Linked DNA regions of Mus musculus: all the other regions are linked to region 1. A link is a loop called in an ENCODE intact Hi-C map of the cell type or tissue named here. Cell type or tissue: heart. All regions are shown on one strand. Each heading gives the region's core, and the rest is flanking DNA. Links, peaks and the distances in the headings are about the cores only.

Region 1 (7,748 bases), core at 1,050-6,049:
CCAATGCCTGGCTTAACTTGAGACCCGTGCCATGGGAGAGAGCCAACCCCTGGAACTATTAATGCTCCTCTGCTATGCTTGCATATAGGAGCCTAGCACAACTATCTTCTGAGAGGCTTCATCCAGAAGCTGACAGAAACAGACAAAGAGACCTAAAGCCAAGCATTAGAAGGAGCTTGGGGAATGTTGTAGAAGAGTTGGGGAAGGATTGAGGGAGAGAACAGGTCAAGGACACCACAAGAGAACCTACAGAGTCAAGTACCTGGGCCCAGATGGCTCACAGAGACTGAACTAACCAACCAAAGAGCACATGTGGACTGGACCAAGGCCCCCTACACTTACATAGCAGGCAACTCTATTTTTATTTCCCTTTCTTTCCTAGCACATAGTATCCTGAGTCTCAAAGCCATGTGGGACTGTGATTCATTTTGGCCAATGGAGTGTAGGAATGATATTTGCTTTATTCAATGAGTCATCTTGCCTGCCCTTAAGTATTTTTGACTCTGAGTTCCCAGATGCAGGGTCCACAGATACAGAGGGCCAGCAACACTGCCTTTGTTTCAGTGGACTTGATTTTCTCATTCCCAAGATGCTAGGTGCTTGGTAACGGGTTTTGAAACAAACAATCTCCCCAGGACATCATTCATGTAGTGGAATTGACCTTTTGATGCCGAACAGGTAGCCTTTTGGAACTGGGTTCTCACCTCTGAAGTAGACAGTTACGAAAGCTTTGGGTGTGGTGCTGAGGGGAGGGTTAATCGAAGCGGACTCCACAACAACCCTCAGCATCTTGGACGCTTGTTCCCGCTCCTCCTTCCCTGCACAGGGCCACCTCTTGCTCCTTGGAGCTCCTCCGTCCCAGGTTCACAGGGTGAGTGGAGCTTAGCAACAAGAGGAACATCACAGAGATAAGAGGTTCTTGGTTCCAAAGAGAATCTCTGGGAGGTGAAGGACGCATGACAGAGTGTAGATAAGACAAGTGGCTTGAGGCCCACACAGACAATCGACCTCCCTGCTTTGAGGACTCCTCCTTCCTTTTCTTCTGTTACTGACCTTTTGAGTTCAAAGTCAGGCACAGAATTCTCTTCTGTCTGGAATGAATTACTGGCAAAATCATGCAATTTAGATGAGAAAATACAAGAAGTGAGACCATCAAGATCTATATACAGGAAAATCCATGATGCCTCACGGGAGGGGGAGGGCTTTCTTTTTTCTTTTTAAGATTTATTTATTTTATGTATATGAGTACACTGTGGCTGTCTTCAGACACACCAGCAGAGGGCATCGGATCCCATTACAAATGGCTGTGAGCCACCATGTGGTTGCTGGGAATTGAACTTAGGACCTCTGGAAGAACAGTCAGTTCTCTTAACCCCTGAACCATCTCTAACCCAAGGGGAGGTCTTTCTAATGGAAAAGTAAAACATTTGGCCTCTTTTTTCCTTTGATTTTTTTTTTTTTTAATTTGGGGGACAGGGTTTCACATAGCCCAGGTTGGCTCTGACTTACTGTTGTATAGCTGAGGCTGTTCTTGAATTCCTAATCCTTCTGCCTCTGAGGGGATAGGTAGTTTGATTTTATAGTAATTAATGCTAAGAAAGCTACTTCATATAAAGACAGGCTATAAAATGGCAGAAGTGTTCTCAGAAATGATTGGGCAGTATGCCCTGATACCAAGCTAAAATTCACTTAACGATTGTTTTAGGAAGCCCAAGTCAGCCATTCAAAATGCAATTTCTAAGACTAGGCATTCTGTCACAATCCAAAGAAATGCTACTTTGACACATGCTGAAAGATAGGAAAATATTAAGAGCCTTTGTTTTTGTAATAAAACTATCAGGTTTCTGTAAGAGCAGAAAACTTTGTGTCTACAGCAAAAACACTGCAATTGATAACATACAGTAGTCTAAAATCTGAGCCAAGGGGTTTCGAAAGATTTGTTGGCACTCTAGCTAGCTAAATGGCACGAGCCGTGCGAAAGTGCATGTTGTGTGCTCAGAACCAAGGCTGCAGTGACATTGTGGATGTGAGTCATGAACTGCCAGTTACACCCCTTGAATTAATTTTCAGTCGTTGTACACTTAGAAACATTTTGTAGCTTAATTTTCCCGACCCCTCTACCTTATTTAAGCCTAAATGGGATGGCAACTGAGTGTTTAAAACAGTGTTCTATGGTGGTGCAGGCCTATAATCCGGACACTTGAAAAGAAGAGGGGCAGAAGAGTCAGAAGTTCAAGGGCAACCAGGAAGTGGTGGGCATGCGCAGAAGACGGATCTCTGTGTTTGAGGCTAGCCTGGCCAACAGAGCTTGTTCCAGGACAGCAGGGCTCCATAGAGAAACTCTGTCTCAAAACACAAAACAAAAACAAAAACAAAACAAAAACAACCAACCAAACAAAATCAAAACCCAAATCGAACCAAACCATCAACCAAATTCAAGGTCTTCCCTGGCTGCATAGCTAGAATGAGCCTAGCCTGAGATACATGGGACCCTGTCTCTCCATCCCCTCCATAAATGAAAAAACAACCAATAACACTGAGTTCTAAGACCGGGAGGTGGGGGTCGCTCATAGTAATTGCCATCAAGAAATCAATGGAGCTCTTGACAGGTGGCAGAAATAATTGACTGCATTCCCCTGGCAACCTGGTGAATCAGGGTTTAGGCATTTGCACATTTCAAAGTTGAGAAAAAGGCTGAGCCAAGCAGTTAAAAGTCGAACCTTAAATTCATTGTTTTTAATAGCTGAGTAGTACTCCACTGTGTAAATGTACCACATTTTCTGTATCCATTCCTCTGTTGAGGGACATCCGGGTTCTTTCCAACTTCTGGCTATTATAAATAAGGCTGCTATGAACATAGTGGAGCATGTGTTCTTATTACCAGTTGGAACATCTGGATACATGCCCAGGAGAGGTATTGCTGGATTCTCTGGTAGTACTATGTCCAATTTTCTGAGGAACCACCAGACTGATTTCCAGAGTGGTTGTACAAGCTTGCAATCCCACCAGCAATGGAGGAGTGTTCCTCTTTCTCCACATCCTTGCAAGTATCTGCTGTCACCTGAATTTTTAATCTTAGCCATTCTGATGGTGTGAGGTGGAATCTCAGGGTTGTTTTGATTTGCATTTCCCTGATGATTAAGGATGTTGAACATTTTTTCAGGTGCTTCTCAGCCATTTGGTATTCCTCAGTTGAGAATTCTTTGTTTAGCTCTGAGCCCCATTTTTAATGGGGTTATTTGGTTTTCTTTAGTCCATGTTTTTGAGTTCTTTATATATATTGGATATTAGTCCCCTATCTGATTTAGGATTGGTAAAGATCCTTTTAAATACCTAATTAAAAAAACCTGGGGGAAAAAAAAATTGAACCTTACATCTGTCCTCTGCCTCATCTTCCACCTCATCCTAGTCTGAGCTGTACCAGTTTCTTATTAAACTCCGCAGAGCCCTAGAATTGTATCCCAACATTCTGCAAAGCTTTCCCTCCCTCTCTTCATCTCCCCATCTCTCTGGTTTGCTTTGAGGTCTTGAGACAGGGTGTCATGGTGTAGCTCAGGTTGTTCTGGAACTCACCTCGATCCTCCTGTCTCAGCCTCCAGAGAGTGCTAGGATTATAAACCCCGATGGGCTGAAATAAACCCCACCCGCACACTGCAAATTGAACCCAGCTCTGTAACAGGGAAGGGGACACCGAGCGCTGGGGTGGTCTGAACTATCTTGCTCTTTGTCCTCACTTTTCCCACAGAAAACGCAGAGGGAGAACGTCTCTGCCCCGGGAGTCGCGCGCGCTTTCCGCGTTCCCCACAGGTTAGCCAGGTCCCGGGCGCGGATCCGCTCCGGGCTTTGCCGCTCGCCGCCGCGCGGTTCCGGGAGAGCGATCTGCTTCCGCGTTTTCCTCAGAGCCCAAGGCGCCGGGAGGTAAGGCGCACGCGCATTGGGGTCCGGCTCGGGCGAGCGCGCGGCCGACAACTGCGGGTGAGACGCGGTTTTGCCCCGGCGCGGGTGGTGGCCCGTGGGGTTCCAGGCGTTGGGCGGCGGGCTCGGAGAAGCCCTCGGGGCTCCGCGGGCATGAGGGGTCGGGGGCTGAAGCCGCGGGCCAGGCCGGGCCGGCCGGGCGGGGCGCGGGAGGCAGACGCGGCGCTGGGGCGGCCGAGGCGCGAGGCCGAGGAGGGCCCCGGGAGGGGAGGTGGGGCCGGGCGGCTCCTCCTCGCCGGGAACTCGGGATGACCTTGGCCGAGTCGTCCGGGCTCCGGGGCCGCCGCCCGGGTGGGCCGTTTTGAGGTTCTGCGGTTCCGTGGCGGGAACCTCTCAGAGGAGCGGGCCGTTTGCTGGGCGCCTCGCCGAGGGAGGGCGAAGGAGGAGAGGCCTTCTGAGGGCCCGGCCGGGCTGAGGGCGGGCTCTAGTTTTTCTCTTCCCAAAACTCCGGAGTACCATGAGGTTGATGCAAACCTTTGGTGGAGCGTGACCCTAGGAGAGTCCCCTTGACCTCAGCCCAAAGCAATGAAGCTTGGAGGCCCGCGGTGCCCGCCTGTTGTGCTGGGGCCACCCGAGCAGACCAGCCCTGCCCACGTCCTGTTTAGGGGACGAAAAGTAGGGACCTTTAGCTTTTGATGAATTCATGTTTGTGATCCCTCTGGTTTGCAAAAACCTTTACCACCCAGGAAGAAAATTGCCCAGCAAATTTAGGTTTTTGTTTTTGAGATGGGATCTCAATATATTGCTCTGGCTGTCCTGGAACCCACTCTGTAGACTAGGCTGCCCTTGAACTCCCGGAGATCCGTCTGCTTCCGCCTCCCCAGTGCTGGGATTAAAGGCGTGCGTCACCACGCCTTGGCAATTGCAAAGGTCATGTTTTTGTGAACTGTGGAGTCTTGTCAGTTTACAGTTATAAAATTGTGTATGGCACCGTTCTGTTTGGTGGCGGTGTGGGAGGACACATAGATGTGCATAATCAAAGATCGAATGCTGAGCATAAAGACATGTTTTGATAGTGAAAGTTGGGAGAAATGGAAGCTATTGAATTCACAAGCCCCCTTTCACTGCAGGTGACTAGCATGCAGATATTCACACCCTGACTTGGCTGCTTGACTACTGACATGGCCCACCGGGGTGGGGAGAGGGACTTCCAGACTTCAGCTCGGCGGATGGGTACCTCCCTGCTCTTCCAGCTTTCAGTGCATGAGCGGGAACTGGACCTCGTTTTCCTGGATCATAGCTATGCAAAACCGTGGAGTGCCCACCCAGATGCCAGTAGTGCCCGCCCCACCCGCATGCTCTTTGTAACCCCCCGTCGGCAGCAGGAGAATACTATGTGAGTTTGAGAATACCATGTGAGTTTGGGTTTCCTTCTTAAGGAAGTGATGCGTGGCGGGGCTTAGATGTTCTTAGGAGTGATTGGGGCTGCAGGGTGAATGGAGAGCTTGGATGAGCAGCATCAGAACGGCAGGGCAAAGTTGGACACCTACACAGACATTGCCAAACATGAGTTAGGAAAGGGAGATGCGCAAAGGAAAACAGCCTAGCTTGCTTAGTTCCCAGTAACTAGATAATTCCTTCTTCCCTTTACTGCAGCATCTAGTTTGTTTGGCAGTGGCTACAATCTATCATTGAGTCTCTGGCTTCAGTGCACAGATTGGGAGACAGTTCCCAAAACATTGCTTTCAATTCTTACCTCCTTACAAAAAGCCACCTGTGGGTTAATCTAAACCCTTCCTAAGTAAGTCTCTTTATCTTTCCAGCCACCCTATGTCAGGGGGCAAGAACATTTCAAAAATGTACTCTCTGATAAATGATTTGATTATATTTGACCTAACTAATTAATTTTGAACCTTCTGACTTCACTCGTATCAGGATTTGTTGAGACACTCTTTTTCTGATCATTACAAATTTTAAGATAGGAGATTTTGTGTTTGTTTTGACTTCATGTTTAATCTTTCCTCAAGCACAGGTTATTTTTGTTTTGTTTTGGTGGGAGTTGAGATCTTGTATTTGGGTTCTATACACACACACACACACACACACACACACCCCTCTCTCTCTCTCCAGACAGTAAGTAGTATGAACTCTGATCTTCCTGCCTGCACCTCTCAGGTGCTCGGATTATAGATCTGTGTTACCTCCATCACTTGGGTCTTACTGTGTACCCCTGGCTGGCTTTGAGCTTGCTGTGTAGTTCAGGTTGGCAGCCTCCCTACGTTCCGATTGCAGTCATTGCTGTGGCTTAGAGTAATAGTTTGCTTATTTAAGATAGGGTTTCTCTATGTAGCCCTGGCCATCCTGGCACTCTCTATGTAGATCAGGCTGGCTCACAGATCTGTCTGCTTCAGCCTCCCAAGTGCAGACCTGTAATACCTCCCAGCTCAGAGGAGTTTTTCTTTCCTAATGATAGTAACAGGTTTTTGGCTTTCAGTTTCCTCATCGTCCATGAGCCGTGACTTTAGGGGAACATTCTAGCATAATCCTGATCCTTCTGGCCTGGGGATAACTGAAAACCGCCTTTAAGTAGAATTTGAATTTTTTTTTTTTAACTATATAAAACTTCCTGCTTTGTGTTTGTATCTTAATGACTCTTTTATTTTTGATGAGAATCAGTGATTTAGGAACCAAATTACTGTATTGGAAAATTTATTTTATTTTTAATTGTGTTTATGAGTGTGGTATGTTCATCGAATACCAGTGTCCTCAGAGGTTAGAGGCATCAGATCTCCCTGGAGCTAGAATTAGACAGTTGTGTCACCCACCCCACGTGGGTGCTAGGAATCAAACTTGGGTCTTCTGCAAGAGCATCAAATGCTCTTAACTGCTGAGCCATCTTTCCAGCCCTTAGGAACTGAATTTTTAAATTGTTTTATTTTTATATAGCTGCATTTTTAAAAGACTTTGGAGCCAAGTGTGGTAGCTCATGCCTATCATCCCAGCACTTGGTGAGGCTGAGGCAAGAGCAGAGTCAAGAGGTTAAGGCTAGGAGCTGGAGAGAGATGTGTCAGCAGTTAAGATCATACACTGCTCCTGTAGAGGACCCAAATCCAGCTCACAGCACCCATGTCAGATGTCTCTGGCCTCTGTGGACACTGGAGCTCACATGTGCATACCCACATATATGCATTTAAAATCTTAAACTGTAACGGCTGAGTTCAAGGCTAGCCTGGGCAACATAGTTCCAGGCCAGGATGAAACTTTAAGAAAAAAACAAAAAAAAAACAAAAAAAACAAAGCCACAGAAAGTGTAATGACCTTGCCTTTCCCAGGCACACAGCAGGGAGAGGAGAGAGCTAGATGAGAGGATGTAATGACTGTGGATATGAAAATCATTTAAAGCTAATCATGTTTATTAGACATGTCTTAAACCTTGGCAACCAGCTGATGGTTAAGCATCTGTGTTGTGTGAAGTGTGTGTGGCTTGGTCCTATTTCCTCACCTGTTTACAGTGAGTCAGACGTTCCAATAGATGTGGAGACGGTCACGGCAACTCCTGTTCCACTTTATGACAATCAGAAGGCAAGAAGTGTGATGAACGAGTGTGAACGGCACGTGATCTTCGCCAGGACAGATGCAGATGCTCCTCCTCCGCCAGAAGACTGGGAAGAACATGTCAACAGGTAGGCCAGTCCGGGATAGATTGGCCAGTTTGCAGCTAATGTTAGTACTTGGTAATTCTGTAGTATCATTGTCATTGAAATGTTGACTAGAGCTCATCTCATTTCGCTTACGGCCATGCAGTGGGGATGTCTCCGCTCACTGTCCTAATT
Region 2 (7,748 bases), core at 1,009-6,008, 72 kb before region 1:
AAGCAAGAACCCGGGTAGAACTCGGTCGGACTGAGGAAGGAGAGGGGGAAAAAAGTCTGTTTGCTGGTTAGAACACCTGCTCCTTCCTTCCCAGGCCGCGAGCCCTGATGATGAAAGAGGCTGGTTAGCATTGCTCTCTTCAGGGATTTCTAGATCTCTAAGCACAGCTCAGTGTCAGAAAATTGACACAGGTGTCTACAAAGAAGAGAAATTAATGCTGTTAGAGCTTAATACAAGTTTGTTTTTCTCGCAGAGCTGTGGATAGGGGGTGCAGGAAACACAAATTTAAACTGCAGAAAGCAGTTTGAATTTTTGTTACTAAGATGTCATTTCTGTTACTAAGATGTCATTATTTTACTGGTTGGTTGTAGTACCTCCTTAGTGTTGGTCCCTGCTGATACTATGGGTTAGTCTGGTTTTTCACCCTGGGGGTACTTATACTTAGTCTAAGGGATTTGGGGATAATCAGCTACACTTGAAAGATTGATTTTATTTTATTTTTTAAATTTTATTTATTTATTTATTTATTTATTTATTTTGTTTTTCGAGACAGGGTTTCTCTGTGTAGCCTTGGCTGTCCTGGAACTCACTCTGTAGACCAGGCTGGCCTCGAACTCAGAAATCCGCTTGCCTCTGCCTCCCAAATGCTGGGATTAAAGGTGTGTGCCATCACTGCCCGGCCTGAAAGATTGATTTTAAAAGAATATGTTTAAGCTCATAGGCTTTTGAGAATATATCTCTTTTAATATAAATGACAAAATTTTTGTCCTTTCATAGTGCTAAAGTTCACCCACACATACAGATCTCAACTACTGTTACTGTGCCATGTGTAAATGACAGCTCTGTGGTGGGTTGGATTCTTCAGCTGAAGAATTTAGCTGAAGGAAGTTTGGTGAGATGTCAGGTACCTGTGGTCCAGGAGCCTGAGACAGAATATTGAGACTCACATTCAAAAAGAAAAAGAAAAACATTAATTCATGTATTCATTAATAATACTAAAGGAAAAATAATGGCTCCAGTCTTTGTAGGATCTGGCTTTGTGAACCAATTGATGAAGACTATGGGCTGATTCTCCCCTCCCCATAGGTGTGGGAACAAGCAGTTCTTCGCTATGGAACCTGATGGGCAACGCCATGGTGATGACACAGTACATCCGCCTCACTCCAGATATGCAAAGTAAACAGGGTGCCTTGTGGAACCGGGTGGTAAGAGGCTTCCTGTGTTAGGACCCTCAGTGTCCTAAAAATGCTCAGAGTGACTTTGACATGACTTCGTTGTACTGTCTTTTCCCAGTGTTCATCTTCTAAAGATAGTAAAAGTCTTTAGAGAGCTGGAGAGATGGCTCAGTAGTTAAGAGCACTGTCTGCTCTTCCAGAGGACCTGAGTTCAATTCCCAGTACCCACATGGCAGTTCACAACTGTCTATAACTCAGGCATTCAGCTCCCTCACACAACACACATGCAGGCAGAACACCAATGCACATAAAGTTAAAAATAAATACATCATTAAAAAGAAACTAAAAGTCTTTAGTTTATAGATAATGGTGAACTTCATAATACAGGAGTCAGATATTTCTCTATTGCCCTGTTAGAACAAATAACTCATTTTCTCACTAACTTAGAGCAATTCATTTTCTCTGTAACCTGACATACCACACTTTGGGATTTAGTAGCTTAAGTCTTATTTAATTACTTTGTTAAACAGAAAACTTTTGGCTTTTTGCTGTTATTGTATGTTTGTTTCTTTAGCATGTAACCCAGGTTGTCCTTGAACCTGATACTAGCCCAGGCTACCCCCAAACCTAAGATCCTTCTGCCTCAACCTCTGTACTCTGGATATGGTGCTGTGTATCTGTAGTTCAAATTACTTGGGGGGAGGGAGTAAGGTAGAGGAACCAGTTAAGCCCAGAAATTGAGTCGCAGCCTGGGCAACATGTGGGGCAGTGTTGCTTGATACTTATGTAAATATAACAAAACTCCCAGAAGTGTGTTTATCCCAGACGTAATCCTAGTGGCCTCTCTGTGTCAGTCAAGAGTTTGTTTCTGCTTCAGTATGAAAGTCACTTTGAGCCATTATAGACATTTTGCTTGTCCTCTGGACCCCCTCTAGCTACCTCTTTTTCCTGGAGGTGTGGTGGCAGGAGAGAGCACCTGGGGCTGCTGCGCTGTGGCCGTGCACAGCCAGGTCACCGTCAGGGATGACTTTGGCATCCTTGGTGTTTGGACTCCTTACACCTTCATGGTTTTTCTCATTAGCTGTAGATGCTCCAAGCGGATCTCATAGGAGAGAACTGTTTCTATCCACGTGTTGTAAAGGAGCAGAGGGGCGGGAGCCATCTACACAGGCCGACCTCGAAACCTAGGCTGTAGTACTGAGCCCCGTGTGGGTCGTGGTAGAAGATGTAAGAATCAGTTGATGCACCGATCTAAGTTCAGCTTGAAGAGCCCTGGGCAGATCTCCTGTAATACCTGCTTGACTGACTTACCCATCTGAGTTGTCAGAATATAGCCAGACAGTGGGCATGAAAAGACTTTGTGTAAAGTTTGCTACGGTGGGTATGGAAATAGAGGCTGTTCTCAGACCTGCTCTCAGTTTCACCGATGGGTTCTTGTGGGTTATTGAATTATACAAGGCTTAATACCTTAATATAAGAGTCTCTGGCACCTATATTCTCAACAGAATGAACCAAGGAACTATTTTAAGATACATAGTTTGAGCAAGTGGCTCTCAGGTGTGACTGTCCACTAGAGCTAATGTGTGGGTTCTACCCCAGGATGTTGATTTAATTAGAGTAGGGCACAATTTGGTCATTGGGTTTCCTCTTTTCTTTTCCTTTCTTTCTCTTTCTTTCTTTCTTGGGAGCAATTTGGTCATCATATTTTCCTTTCTTTTTTTTGTTCTTGGTTCTTTTGCAACAGGCTTTCTTCCTGTAGCCATGGCTGTCCTAGAACTCGTTCTGTAGAGACCAGGCTGGCCTTAAATTTAGAGATCTGCCTGCCCCTGCCTCCCTAGTGCTGATATTAAACACGTGAGCCATCCCCACCGATTCAGCTACTGGGATTTCAAACATGCATCGAAGTTTCAGAGCCACTCTTAAAAATCACCATGATCAAAACTGCATTGTGATACCCAAGGCCAAGAATTAGCTACAGCTACCTGCTTATTCATCGTGGGCTTCTCTGGTCCTGCCCTTTTTGCAGGGCCATTGTACTACCTGCTGGCTACAGGACAGCTTTCTGCTTGTCCTGAAAGCTAAATGTCACAGCAGAGAGATAACTCAACAGAGAAGACAGAATAGAGCAGATTGTTGGAGACACCAGGGCTCCCTGCAGAGTAGGAACGCATCCACCCCCTCACTGTGGCTCTGTACTCCTAACACTAGTTCTTTTGGATGATGGCCCAGAAATTAAAAACGAAAAACCGAACATGATGAAGCACTGTGTTGCTCAAGGCCCAGAACAATCTACTTGGAAAGCCTTTGGCAGAACCCAGCCAAACCCAGCTGAACCCTTCCCTTCTTTCTTCACAGCAGATTTTAACTAGAAGTCTCCCGAGACCAAATACTGCACTCAACCTGGTTTCTCCTGGAGACATGACAGCTGTGTCTCGCACTTAGCCAGCCTCACCCCGCATCCCTTTCTTTCTTCCTTCCTTCCTTCCTTCCTTCCTTCCTTTCTTTCTTTCTTTCTTTCTTTCTTTCTTTTGTTGTTGTTTTTTTTTTTGGTTTTGTTTTTTTGTTTTTCGAGACAGGGTTTCTCTGTGTAGCCTTGGCTGTCCTGGAACTCACTTTGTAGACCAGGCTGGCCTCGAACTCAGAAATCCACCTGCCTCTGCCTCCCGAGTGCTGGGACTGAAGGCGTGCGCCTCCACTCCCGGCCCCCGCCTCCCTTTTTATGAGGTTTTGGCACACAATTACAAAACTCAGAAGGAGATAGCATCTGCCTCTGGCACATTTATGCTTCCTAGCCATGGGCACAAAGGTTTGGGGGACGGTAACTTAACTCTACTATCTGTTCTCTTGGGAACTCAGGCTTGCCCCTCAGCTTGGCTGAATTCCAGCTTTAGCTAATTAGAGCTCTTCAATAACATCTTCTAATTATCCCTGGAAACCTCTGTGTGGGACTTAGCTTTTTTTTATTTTTTATTTTTTTAAGTGAATGAGGTTTTGACTTTTCTTGGAAGCCCCACTTTTTAGAGTCTTTTTGTTAGAAGAATAACTTTTTTAAAACTTTATTTATTTATTTATCCATTTATTATATGTAAGTACTCTGTAGCTGTCTTCAGACAGCTAGAAGAGGTCGTCAGATCTCATTACGGATGGTTGTGAGCCACCATGTGGTTGCTGGGATTTGAACTCAGGACCTTTGGAAGAGCAGTCAGTGCTCTTAACTGTTGAGCCATCTTTCCAGCCCTCAGAAGAATAATTTTAAGTTGTAAACAAGTATTAAGTCAATCTTCTTTATCCAGTTGCGCTTCTAGGTAGATGGAGGATCATGGCAAATTTCTGTGACTTTTCCAGCTTTAGTGTACTCTCCTGTTTCTGCTGGAAGATGTGAAGATAGCCACGTGGTTTGTCCGTCTCTTATACAGAGTTCCTTAAACAGTCTATTTAGGTTTTTGTTGTTGTTGTTTTAAAGATTTGTTTATTTATATGAGTACATTGTAGCTGTCTTCAGATACACCAATAGAGGGCATTGGATCCCATTACAGATAGTTGTGAGCCACCATGTGGTTGCTGGGAATTAAACTCAGGACTTCTGGAAGAGCAGTCAGTGCTCTTAACCGCTGAGCCATCTCTCCAGCCTGTCTGTTTAGTTTTTTGACAGAAGTACTTTCCAAGTCTTATATTTCATTTTAACTTGTAGTCTGTTAGCAAAGCTGTTTTCCGAGTCTGTAGATGGCTTGTGAGGGCTTTATGGGTGCCTGGTTTCATGCTCCTGTCTTACGCCGTTGTCTTCCTCACCTTAGCCATGTTTCCTGAAAGACTGGGAACTGCAGGTGCACTTCAAGATTCACGGCCAAGGGAAGAAGAATCTGCACGGAGACGGCTTGGCAATCTGGTACACAAAGGACCGAATGCAGCCAGGTATTAGGGATCCTGGGTTGCTTCTACATGGGTGTAGCAGGCCTGTTTATTCCTGTGCCCTCTTTTTGGGACGGGCCCTTCCTTCTAGTTTTCCCTCTCCCTTGATGCCTGTGAATGAATATTAACCTACTGTAGAATGGGGTCTGAGTCCTAAGCAGTCTGAACTTAGCTCATCCTCAGATGAGTCCTTGCTTGTTGGTTCCTCCTGTGTTTTCCTGTGAAGCCTGGCCACTGACTGACTGAATGCACTCTCTCCTGAATACTGGAGGCTGGTGTGCTAGTTTCTTCTGATACACACTTACGATCTCAGCATGCACGAGCCAAGAGAGACTTCTCTTGTTGTTCTTGCTGCTGTTGGAGCTGGTGCTCCAAATGGATGGCAGGCTGAACCTGATTTGACCTGGTCTCTTGCAACAAGAAGTAGAACTTGGGAATTCAGTTCTCTCTTGGGGGCATAATCGTCACCAAGTGTTTGTGAAGCAGAATTCTGTAGGTAGGGGAGCCTTAGCAACCCGTTTGAAATAGGGTGTTACTATAGTACAAACAAGGTTACAGTGGCCTTCCCTCTTTTCCTGCCTTTAGCAGCAAACTTCTACAGCTGTTCATGGGCCCGGGTGTAGGTCATACACTTTGCTGGGTGCTTTTATGTGTGTGTGCTCATCTTCAGAAATACCTGGTGCCATTTGAATATCACCCTGTCCTCTGCCATGAAAGATCTCTCCTTTTGTCCATTCTTGGCTGTATGTCGTTGTTCATCATCTGTTCTCTCTCTCTAGGGCCTGTGTTTGGAAACATGGACAAATTTGTGGGGCTGGGAGTGTTTGTAGACACCTATCCCAATGAGGAGAAGCAGCACGAGGTAATGGCGAGTGTCAGAGCTTAGGGCAGCTGTACTGATCACAGCTCTCCCCCAGGAGCAGAGCAGAGGAGAGAGCGGGAGAGACAGGGAAGGTCCATTGTTGACTTCAAAAGATAGTGCCCTCGGCAGCTCTCTTCTCTTCTCTGTCTCTGTCTCTGTCTCTGTCTCTCTGTCTCTCTTTCTCTCTCTCTCTTTCTCTCTCTCTCTCTCTCTTTTTCTTTCTTTTCCTGGAGGGAACTGCCTGTGATCCCAGCAGTCATTAAGGAATAGCTGTTAGTCACACTAGGTGCTCTCCTATAGTGCCAGCAGGGTTCTCATTCATTTCTATAAGGCAGCTTCTGGAATTGAGGCCAAAGCAAGAGGAAAGATGGGTGCTCCAGACTTTAACCATCACTGTGGACTCTCTCCTGCCACTTGCCCTCCGTTTCCAGCATCTTTATCTTCTCTGGCAGCAGTTTTCATCACTTACAAGAAAGGGTTAAGTAAATAGAAGTTGATGAGACTGCTGCACTTATTTATAATAATAAGGTCTCGCTATGTAACCCAAGCTGGCCTGGAGTTACCTGAGATCTTTATCCTCAGCTTTCTGAGTCCTGGGATTACAAATGGGGCCACCATACCTGACTCAGATCTAAGCATCTTGGTGGAACCTAGTGTCTGGACTGTGCAGAGACATTAAGTACCTCTGAGGGTTCTTCAGGACTTGCTTATACTGGCCCAGGACTGTATCCTTCTGTGGCACTGCTGTGAGACGGTAGAGAACTGCTGACAAGCTGTTCATGGATCCCCTTCAGAAGGCAGGGTTGGGAGTGGGGATGGAGAGTACTTACTCCCCCCAAAGATGTACCAAGAACACATGTAAAACGTGGCGGTGACTATGGTGTGTACCACACTCAGGTGTAACGGTCAGAAGTTCCCAAGGTCACTTTAGAGGAGCTGGAAAGGGAGACCTGGGTTAGATGACTAACCTTCTGTTGTGGGTCAGTTAGAACTGTGTTTCCATTTCCTCTCGGCTCCTTGTTGTTCCAGGCCCATCAAACCCTTGCTAGATGCAAGACCAGCATCATCTCTGTGCTCTGTAGAATGGAGATTGCTGGAGACTCCGGGACTCTTTAGAGGATACAGTAGACCCATCTGTCCTTGAAGGGACAGCAGTAGTGGTGGCTGCAGAGCTTTCCTCCAGAGCAAGACATTTACATTGAGGTTTGCAAGATAAGGAGCCAGTGGTCCATGATGAGGGAGAGCGTGTACTAAGGCATTCTGGGAGGGGACAGTGAGGATAAGGAAGTAGAGAGCTTCAGATAGAAAGGCAGGCAGGCTCTGCACCGCATGAGCTTCACTGTTTCTGTTCCTTCTCTTCCCTCTTAGGCACACTAGTCACAGTGAGTCTATGTGCCCCAGTGGTTGTTAGTTGGGCTGTTAGGCCATTCACAGTGTTACTCCTCTTTCCCTGTGAATGAACAGAGTAGAGAAGCTGTGGTGTTCAAGGTAGCAGTGTTTGTCGGGTCTCCCTGTCCTGAAGCTCACCATCGTGGTGCTAGACCTCCAGCCATCCACTGCTTTCCTGCCCATTGATTTCTTTCTTGAGAGAAGAGAGGTGTTTTCATATGTGTGATTTCAGTTCTTTGAGCTTCTGTTCAGTCCAGAGAATGTAGAAAATTGTCGTCTTCTCCATACCCAACCAACTGGGGCTGTCTCAGAGGATAAAATCAAATGTATGTTCTCAGTGGTGTGGTTTACTTTGCTTACTCACACAAGGGTGCAGGCATTGGTCCAAGTTTATTATTTACTTGTAGCACTCT
Region 3 (7,748 bases), core at 1,009-6,008, 120 kb before region 1:
AGAGTTCTTTGGTTAAATGGTCATATTGTCAAACTGCTTTCTAAATACTTGTTTATTATGTTTATACCCATAGATTTGTGCTGCTTCTCGGCCATAGCCAGAGAAACTTTTTACAGTAGGCAGCAGACAATGGACAGATTCATTAACTGGTCAGAGTGCTAAAAGTGACTAGGATTGCTCAGCCCTAAATGGGACAACTGTGGCACTACTACCACAACCCCACAATACCCACCACAGCCCACAACACTCTACTACAGTTCACAACACCCTACCACAGCCACACAACACTCCACCACACCCCACCACAACCCCGCAACACCCACCACAGCTCACAACATTCCACCACAGACCACAACACCCTACTACAGTCCATAACACCCTACCACAGCCACACAACACCCCACCACAACCCTGCAGCACCCACCACAACCCTGAAACATCTACCACAGCCCACAACACTCCACCACAGCCCACAACACCCTACCACAGCCCACAACACTCCACCAAGCCCACAACACTCCACCACAGCCCACAATACCCCACTACAGTCCACAACACCCTACCACAGCCACACAACATCCTACAACACCCTACTACAACCCTGTAACACCCACCACAGCCCACAATACCCACCACAGCCCATGACACCCACCACAGCCCATAACACTCACCACAGTCCACAACAACCTACAATAGCCCCACAACACCCACCTCAGCCCACAACACCCCACCATAGCCCACAACACCCCACCACAGCCCACAACACCCCACCACAGTCCACAACACTCTACCACAGCCACACAATACCCCACTACAGCCCCACATCACCCATCACAACCCTGCAACACCCACCACAGCCCACAACACCCAACCATAGCCCACAATACCCTACAACACTCCACTATAGCCCTATAACACCCACCTCAGCCAACAACACCCCACTATAGCCCACAATACCCCACCATAGCCACAATACCCCACCACAGCCCACAACACTCTACAACAGCTCCACAACACCTACCTCAGCTCACAACACCCCACCACCATCAACAACCAAGGCTTAAAGAAGGATGGGGCAGGAAGAAGGACGGCTGCAGGATGGGGAGGAGAGCTGGTGTGGACATAACATGGCCCACACACTCACGAGCTCATGCCAGCCCTGAATGCCTGCACGAGACTTGCACGAGACCAGGCAGGCAAATCTGGAAAGTTGGATATGATAAAAATACATAGTACCCATGTATGACATTTCAAAGACTAAACAAAGATATTTTATTAAAAAAATGAAGCAAACAGAGGAAGAGCTGGAGACGCCACTCAGTGTTAGACAGCTTACCTAGCAGGGAGGAGTTGCCACCCCAGCACAGGAGACAGGACAAAACTAGGGATGTCACCCAAGACAACCAAGTTCATAGTTTGCTAACTCTAGTTTATAGTTTATGTGGATTCTAACTCTCATAGGAGTGCATTTTAATGAAGTACCTCACTTTGATGTTGAGGATCATTCAATTAGATAATGGAACTTGAGCTGTGGCTGAAATAAGAAATTAAGAGTATTTAAATGATGCATTTACAGCTGGAAATTTCACTTCTCAAAGAGGAAATATAACAAAGTACTAATATTTGGTTGTCCATATATAATTGCTGGTACTTGGCTAATTTTAGCCCCAAAACAGCAGTTTCATATTGTGTAACCTGAGGATGGGCTTTCTCATTATTCCCTTTTTTATACAGACATTCCACATTTCCATAACTAACTGTATTAATTTTATAGTCAAAAGGAACACACAAAGTAACTTTAGAAAGAAGAGGCTCTGAGAGTGGAGGCTATCGCGATGGCTCAGCGCTAAGCACGTGAGTTGCTCTTTCAGGACTGGTGGCTCACAACTGCCAGAAACTACAACTCTAGGACATTTACCATCCTTTTCTGGCCTCCACAGGTACCTGCATGCGTGTGCATATGCTCACACACAGACACAGACACAAAAACACATAAAAATAAATAAATAATAAGACAGCACTCTAAGGTCTGCAAGATGGCTTGGTGGGTAAGGGTGTGGCCCAGCCTGAGGCTTGAGTTTAATACAGAGAACCCACCTGGTGGAGCGAACAGACAGCAAGCCAAAGTTAACTTCTGACATATGCACATGTGCATCATAGCATGCACATGCCCTCACACATAGAAATAAAGCAAAATGCAAGGAAATACTGTAAAAACATTCTAACACTGCTTCTCCCGATGTCCTAAGTACCAGCACTGTTTGAAAAGGGGACAGTTGAGTGGGAGGGACCACAGGAAAGAGGCACCCTAGAATCCTGGCTGTCCTTAAGTGTATCAGGTCCTACCTTGAGGCAAGCTTGCCCACTCTACCCTTTACTGACCTTTGTCCCAGAACTAGCCAGGAGGAACCTTCCCCTTCCCAGCCAGCCATAAGTGAGTTTCCACTCCCCCACTCCACCCCACCCCACCCCACCCTACCCCACCCCTGCCCTATGGCCCTGATTCACACGGAAGGGGTTAAAAGGTGGAGGCAGAGGGAGAAAGAACCTATAACCCAAGTCCCTCGGCGACACCCTTTGCTTCCAGCTTTCCCGTGTCGCATCTGGTTTTGTTTAGTTCAGTTTTCTGAGACAGGGTCTCATATAGGCCAAGTTCACCTTGAATTCACTATGTAGCATATGATGGCCTTAAACTTCTCATCCTCCTGCCTTACATAAGTATGCCACCATCCCCAGCTGTGGCACATCTGTCATCTCTGCCCGAAGCTTACACATCGTCCCAGCTAACCCTGAAGGCTTCCTTATACCCAGTATGCAGGAGCTCCAAACCCCCACCCAGATTTTAAAAGGGAGTCTCCAGAGCCCTAGAAGGCCAGAACCCCACCCTGAACGACACTTATTTTAGCAAACTGCCATGTCTTCCTCCCTCCCATAAAATTTTTTTTTTTTACAATCCATTAAAGACTATAAGGAAATGTGCTACTGGGTTCTGGGTTTCAAAGTCCAAAGGCCCCCATCAGTCTAGCTACTTTTCCCCTGGGAAGAAACCCTGGACCAGACAAGGGATCTTACTATCAGAGATGGTGGCATCCTAGGCGACCTCCTCACTGGGCCACCCAATAAGGCAAAATCCCAAGTTCCCGCAACGGGTCCTGGATGTTAACTTGGTGACTGGACACCACACCTTGGGTCACCGGTCTGCACCTACAGATGGCTGGACACTCTGACTTCCTGGCAACCGGCTCCTTTTCCTCCCTCTCCCCAGGCCTGAGCAGGATTAAGCTGGCTATTAATAGTGCTGACCTCAGCCAGCAGGAGGAGCAGCCGCCCTTCCCAGCTCTTAGGGGTGGGAGAGGCCTGAGCCAGAGTGGGACAAACTCCTTGCCTTCCAGCCTGGGAAGACTGGGGCCATTCATCCACTATCATAGCTTCATCTACGTGGTGACCATGCTCCTCCCAGGCTGGGCGAGTGACCTGGCAGAGGCTAGGAGACCACAAGGCTGTAGTTGCTGGGTAGGCTGTGCTCAGTCATGCTGGGTTTCCTAGGCCGTAGGAAGGCAGTGGGAGGCTGGGAGATGGTGCAGGTGGTAAACTGCTTGCACTGAAGCAAACACAAGGGCCCAAGTGAGAGCCTATGTAAAATAATCATAATTAATCCTAATAAATAACAAAGAAAAAGTGGGGTTGCTGAGCACTGAGAGGAGCCACGTGAGTGGGCAGGCGAGGGAGAGACGTGGCCACATCCCTATTCCCCCAGAGAAGAGACAAGAGAATCAGTCACCCAACTGCCCAGGAGCTCAGGCTGTCCCACAGGCTATGGGAGCTTGAGAGCCATCTGTGGTTCCACAGAAAGGTCTTCAGTTCACAACCCTCTCACCTTAGCCATTCAAACATTAGAGATCACTTTATCCATAGCTTGGGGCTGGCCTGAGACACCCATGCCAAGACAGAAACTGGTCAGTCACAACAGAAAGGAATACTAAAAGAAGCCCTTAATTTAATCTAATTAATTTTATGTATATACCTTAATAATGTCACTTATTATTGTTACGGGTGTATGTATGTTGGGGGTGGAGAGGGTATACCACAGTACATGCAGGAGGTTGGAGGATAACTCTGTGGAGTTGGTTCTCTTTCCATATTTATGTGGCTTCTAGGGTTCTACCTCAGGTAGGTCAGGCTTGTAAAACAAGAGACAGCTCATACGCCCAAATCATATTTTCAATATGAGGGTCTCATGATGGTGCCCAGGCTTCTGTCAAACTCTTGGGTTCCTGGGATCATGTAATCCTCTCACCTTAGCCTCTCCCACAGGCACATGCTGCCATGCCTGGCAATAAGACGACTGTGATTACAGCTGGGCTGGGCAAACCAGTGAGAGAGTTCAGAAATAAAGCCCAGCAATTAGAAGGCAGAGGCAGCCTGGGCTACAGTGAGCTTCAGGCCAACCAAGCTGACCTTGCTTTTAAAACCAACAAAATAAAACCTCCAGTTGGCACACCGGCCGGAGAGAGAGAGAGAGAGAGAGAGAGAGAGAGAGAGAGAGAGAGAGAGAGAGAGAGAGAGAAAGAAATATCAGATTACAAATCTGACATCTAAATCAAAAGCAAAAGGAGACTATTCACTGAGAGGTATTGGGTTAACTAAGCCAGTCCATATCACTTTATAAACCAATTAGAAAAATCACAAGTTGAGTTTGTTTAGCCATTGAGCCATCTCTTTGTCAACTCCACCCTACCCCCCCCTTTTTTTTTTATATAGGGTCTCCATCTGTACCTCATGGTAGACTGAAACTTTATAGCCTAGGCTGGCCTGACATTCACTGCAATTCTCCTGCCTACAAACTTAATTTTAAATACAAATTAATAAATACAAGTTAATCCAAGGAAATGCAAATTACCTTGGGTGTTAAAATTTACCTACCAGTCTACTGCTTTGTTTTGGCAGTGCTAGGGACCCAACCCAGTAATCTACAGGAGGGGTGGCGTTTCGATTTGTCAGATGGGTACTATGCATTAACAGAACTGGTCATTACTGATAGGAGTTGAAATGTTTTCTTCAGGAACATGGCAACATATATTAACATGTTCAATGTGCAAAGACCTTGGACTCAGCACTTTCTTCCATCCCTAGGAAGTGACTACTAAGGAAATACTCATAGAGTATACAAGGTGCAGCTAGGAAGATCCAACCAGTATTTATAACAAAGAATTGCAGCTGCCATAAAGGACGACTCAGGCCTAAATTTATTGGAGGAGCCAGTGATTCACGGTATGCACAAAACAAAACAAATAAAAGTTAGAAGCACTACAGAAGCTGGGTGTAGTGGCGCATGCCTGCAATTTTAGTACTCAGGAGGCTGGGGCAGGAGGATCACCACAAGTTCAAGCCCAGGCTAGACTACAGAATAAATCTGATGTCAGGCTCGATGACATAGTGAGCAAACACGGGCAGCAAGGGGAAGCAGCACAGCAGAGTGATCACTGGGCTTTGCTGTATAGAAACAGCATTGCATACTGGCATGTTATATGCCATAAATGGCATTTTATCTACTGTCTGCCTTCTCACACTTACAGTAAAATAGGACAGTGACAGTTTCTCAGAGAGCTACAGAAAGCAAGGCAGCTTCTTCCTGACTAACTCAGGCAATATAACAAAGGCCAGCTCCACATAAGTAAACAGGGCTGGGCACACTTTAATCCCAGCACTGGAAAGGCAGACACAGGAGGGCCTCCATGATTCAGTCACAGGCCAGCCAAGATGGAACAGGGACACCCTGTCTCAAAAAAAAAAAAAAAAAAAAAAAAAAAAGTTATACAAAAAGAAATACTGCCTGTCCCTTTCTGAGTCAGGGTCCCAGAGTCGCACCCACTCAGGCCACCAGGTATGCTACTGATGTATACCCACCTCCTTCCTGCCTGGGATAGCCGCCATGAGGCATGGCCAAGCTTTTGTACAGTGAATAATGCTACAGTAAAACCTTCTGCTTAAGCATGAATTACTTGACTCAGAAACGAGTCCCAGGAGAGAGGGTTCTTAGTCTCGTCAACCCTGGCATCAATGGTGAAGCTAATGTGGCTGCCACATTCCCGTTTCAGCAGGAGTCCCAGCTTCCCTCTGACCAGCAAATGTCAGGGTAGCAATGCTGGCTCATTCCTCTAGCATAGGCTAAAAACACAGTGGGTGCTCAGGAAACCAGCAACTCAATAGACACCACCAATGAAAACACCATGTCGTAGGTAAGTACGTTGCTTTTAACTATTCATCCAGTCAAATAATTACTTAGTCTGTTCATTTTTATTTATTTACTCATTCATTTATTTAATTAATGATATAGTCTCATTATGTAGCCTTAGCTGGCCTAGAACTTAAGAGATCCTCCTGCCTCTACCTCCCAAGTTATAGGATTAAAGATGTGTGTCGCTGGGGGCTGGAGAGATGGCTCAGCAGTTAAGAGCATCAACTGCCCTTCCAGAGGTCCTGAGTTCAAATCCCAGCAACCATGTGGTAGCTCACAACCATCTTTAATGGGATCTGATGCCCTCTTCTGGTGTGTCTGAAGACAGCTACCAGTGTACTCATATACATAAAATAAGTAATTAAAAAAAAAAAAGTTGTGTGTCATGATGCCTGTCTTGTTTTTAATCTTTTTGTTGTTGTTTGTTTTTTTGAGACAGGGTTTTACTGTATTGTTCTGGGTGTCCTGAAACTTGCTTGTAGACTAGGCTAGCCTGGAACTCACCTCTGCTTCCTGAGTGCTGGGATTAAGTGAGCCACCATGCCAGACTATGTATTTTAATCTTAAAAGATACTTATTGATTTTGTTTTTGTTTTTGTTTTGTTTTTCAAGACAGGGTTTCTCTGTATAGCCCTGGCTGTCCTGGAACTCACTCTGTAGACCAGGCTGGCCTCGAACTCAGAAATCCGCCTGCCTCTGCCTCCCAAGTGCTGAGATTAAAGGTGTGCGCCACCATGCCCGACTTTGATTTTTATTTTATGTGTGTGGGTGTTCTGTTTGCACTCATATCTGTACATGTACCTGTGTGCATGTCCATGTACTGCGTGCATCCAGTGCCCTTTAATCCCAGGAGAGGGCGTCAGATCCAGTGAGCTGGAATTACAGGCAGTTGTGGACCATCCTGTAGGTGCTCCGATCCAAACCCAGGTCCTATGCAAGAGCAAGGACTCTTAACTGCTGAGCCGTCTCTCCAGCCCCAGGTTTTTTGTTTTTTAAAGGTCATAAATGACGAAGGAAAAACCAACAGAGTAAAGAAAAAGACAGAAGCGTTGGCTGATGACAACCTTCAGAGGGAGCGATTGAGTGGCCACTGTGACCCACATGCCAAAAACAAAGACGGGACCCAGGTGGTGACAGGGGTTCCTGGAGACAGCATAGAGCACAGACTGCAGGGCCAGGCCTACCTGAAACCTGTCAGTACCGGTTCTGTTTACACTTAGATCCCAGTCCAAAATAAGTAAATTTCTCTTTTGTTTGCACATAGCCCAACTGTGGGGCCTGTGCAGATCTGCCTGCTCATGGGGGTGTACGTACATTCTACTCCCCTCCAGCCCCTGAGAGGGAGCACATAGGGTGCCCTGCACTTCAAGCCAGACAAATACTCACCAAGCAGACAGAGACTGAAGGTTCTGTGCCTCCTGGAAGGCAATGGCAGGTTCGGAGGGAACATGACTAGTAAGGCCATGGGCTATAGCTGCTGAGATGGCTCAGGGGGTATGAGCACTGTCTG

What was found. A loop is a pair of places that touch in the nucleus more often than their neighbours do. Peaks named below come from ENCODE experiments on the same cell type or tissue, not always from the same donor. Only the 100,000 strongest peaks of a DNase experiment are listed, where the experiment ranks them.
Region 2: it touches region 1 in a loop (4-fold over the local background); 6 of 42 quality-filtered maps call a loop at or near these places.
Region 3: a loop joins it to region 1, with 2.4 times the contacts of the local background. A loop is called at or near these places in 6 of 42 quality-filtered maps.

Annotation. Positions count from the first base shown.
Region 1 is chr1:36,365,332-36,373,079 of GRCm38, reverse strand. Kansl3 (KAT8 regulatory NSL complex subunit 3) reads left to right here and starts at 3,899. Exons shown (of 22, transcript NM_001310513.1): 1 at 3,899-3,975; 2 at 5,046-5,311; 3 at 7,428-7,598. The coding sequence starts at 5,097. It overlaps Fer1l5 (fer-1-like 5 (C. elegans)), which reads right to left and starts at 890. Exons shown (of 53, transcript NM_001277076.2): 1 at 705-890. The coding sequence starts at 789. In heart, for the core only: no CTCF peak of the experiment used is centred there; DNase peaks (open chromatin) are centred at 3,939 and 4,859; H3K4me3 peaks cover 2,314 bases; H3K27ac peaks cover 1,417 bases.
Region 2 is chr1:36,436,948-36,444,695 of GRCm38, reverse strand. It overlaps Lman2l (lectin, mannose-binding 2-like), which reads left to right. Exons shown (of 8, transcript NM_001013374.2): 2 at 1,087-1,205; 3 at 4,970-5,087; 4 at 5,864-5,946. Among named protein-coding and RNA genes, the nearest start is that of Lman2l, 4.4 kb to the left of the region's middle. In heart, for the core only: no CTCF peak of the experiment used is centred there; a DNase peak (open chromatin) is centred at 3,455.
Region 3 is chr1:36,488,188-36,495,935 of GRCm38, reverse strand. All of the region lies in intron 1 of Cnnm4 (cyclin M4), which reads right to left. Among named protein-coding and RNA genes, the nearest start is that of Cnnm3, 20 kb to the left of the region's middle. In heart, for the core only: a CTCF peak has its summit at 3,315 (motif pointing right); a DNase peak (open chromatin) is centred at 3,305; H3K4me3 peaks cover 339 bases; H3K27ac peaks cover 742 bases.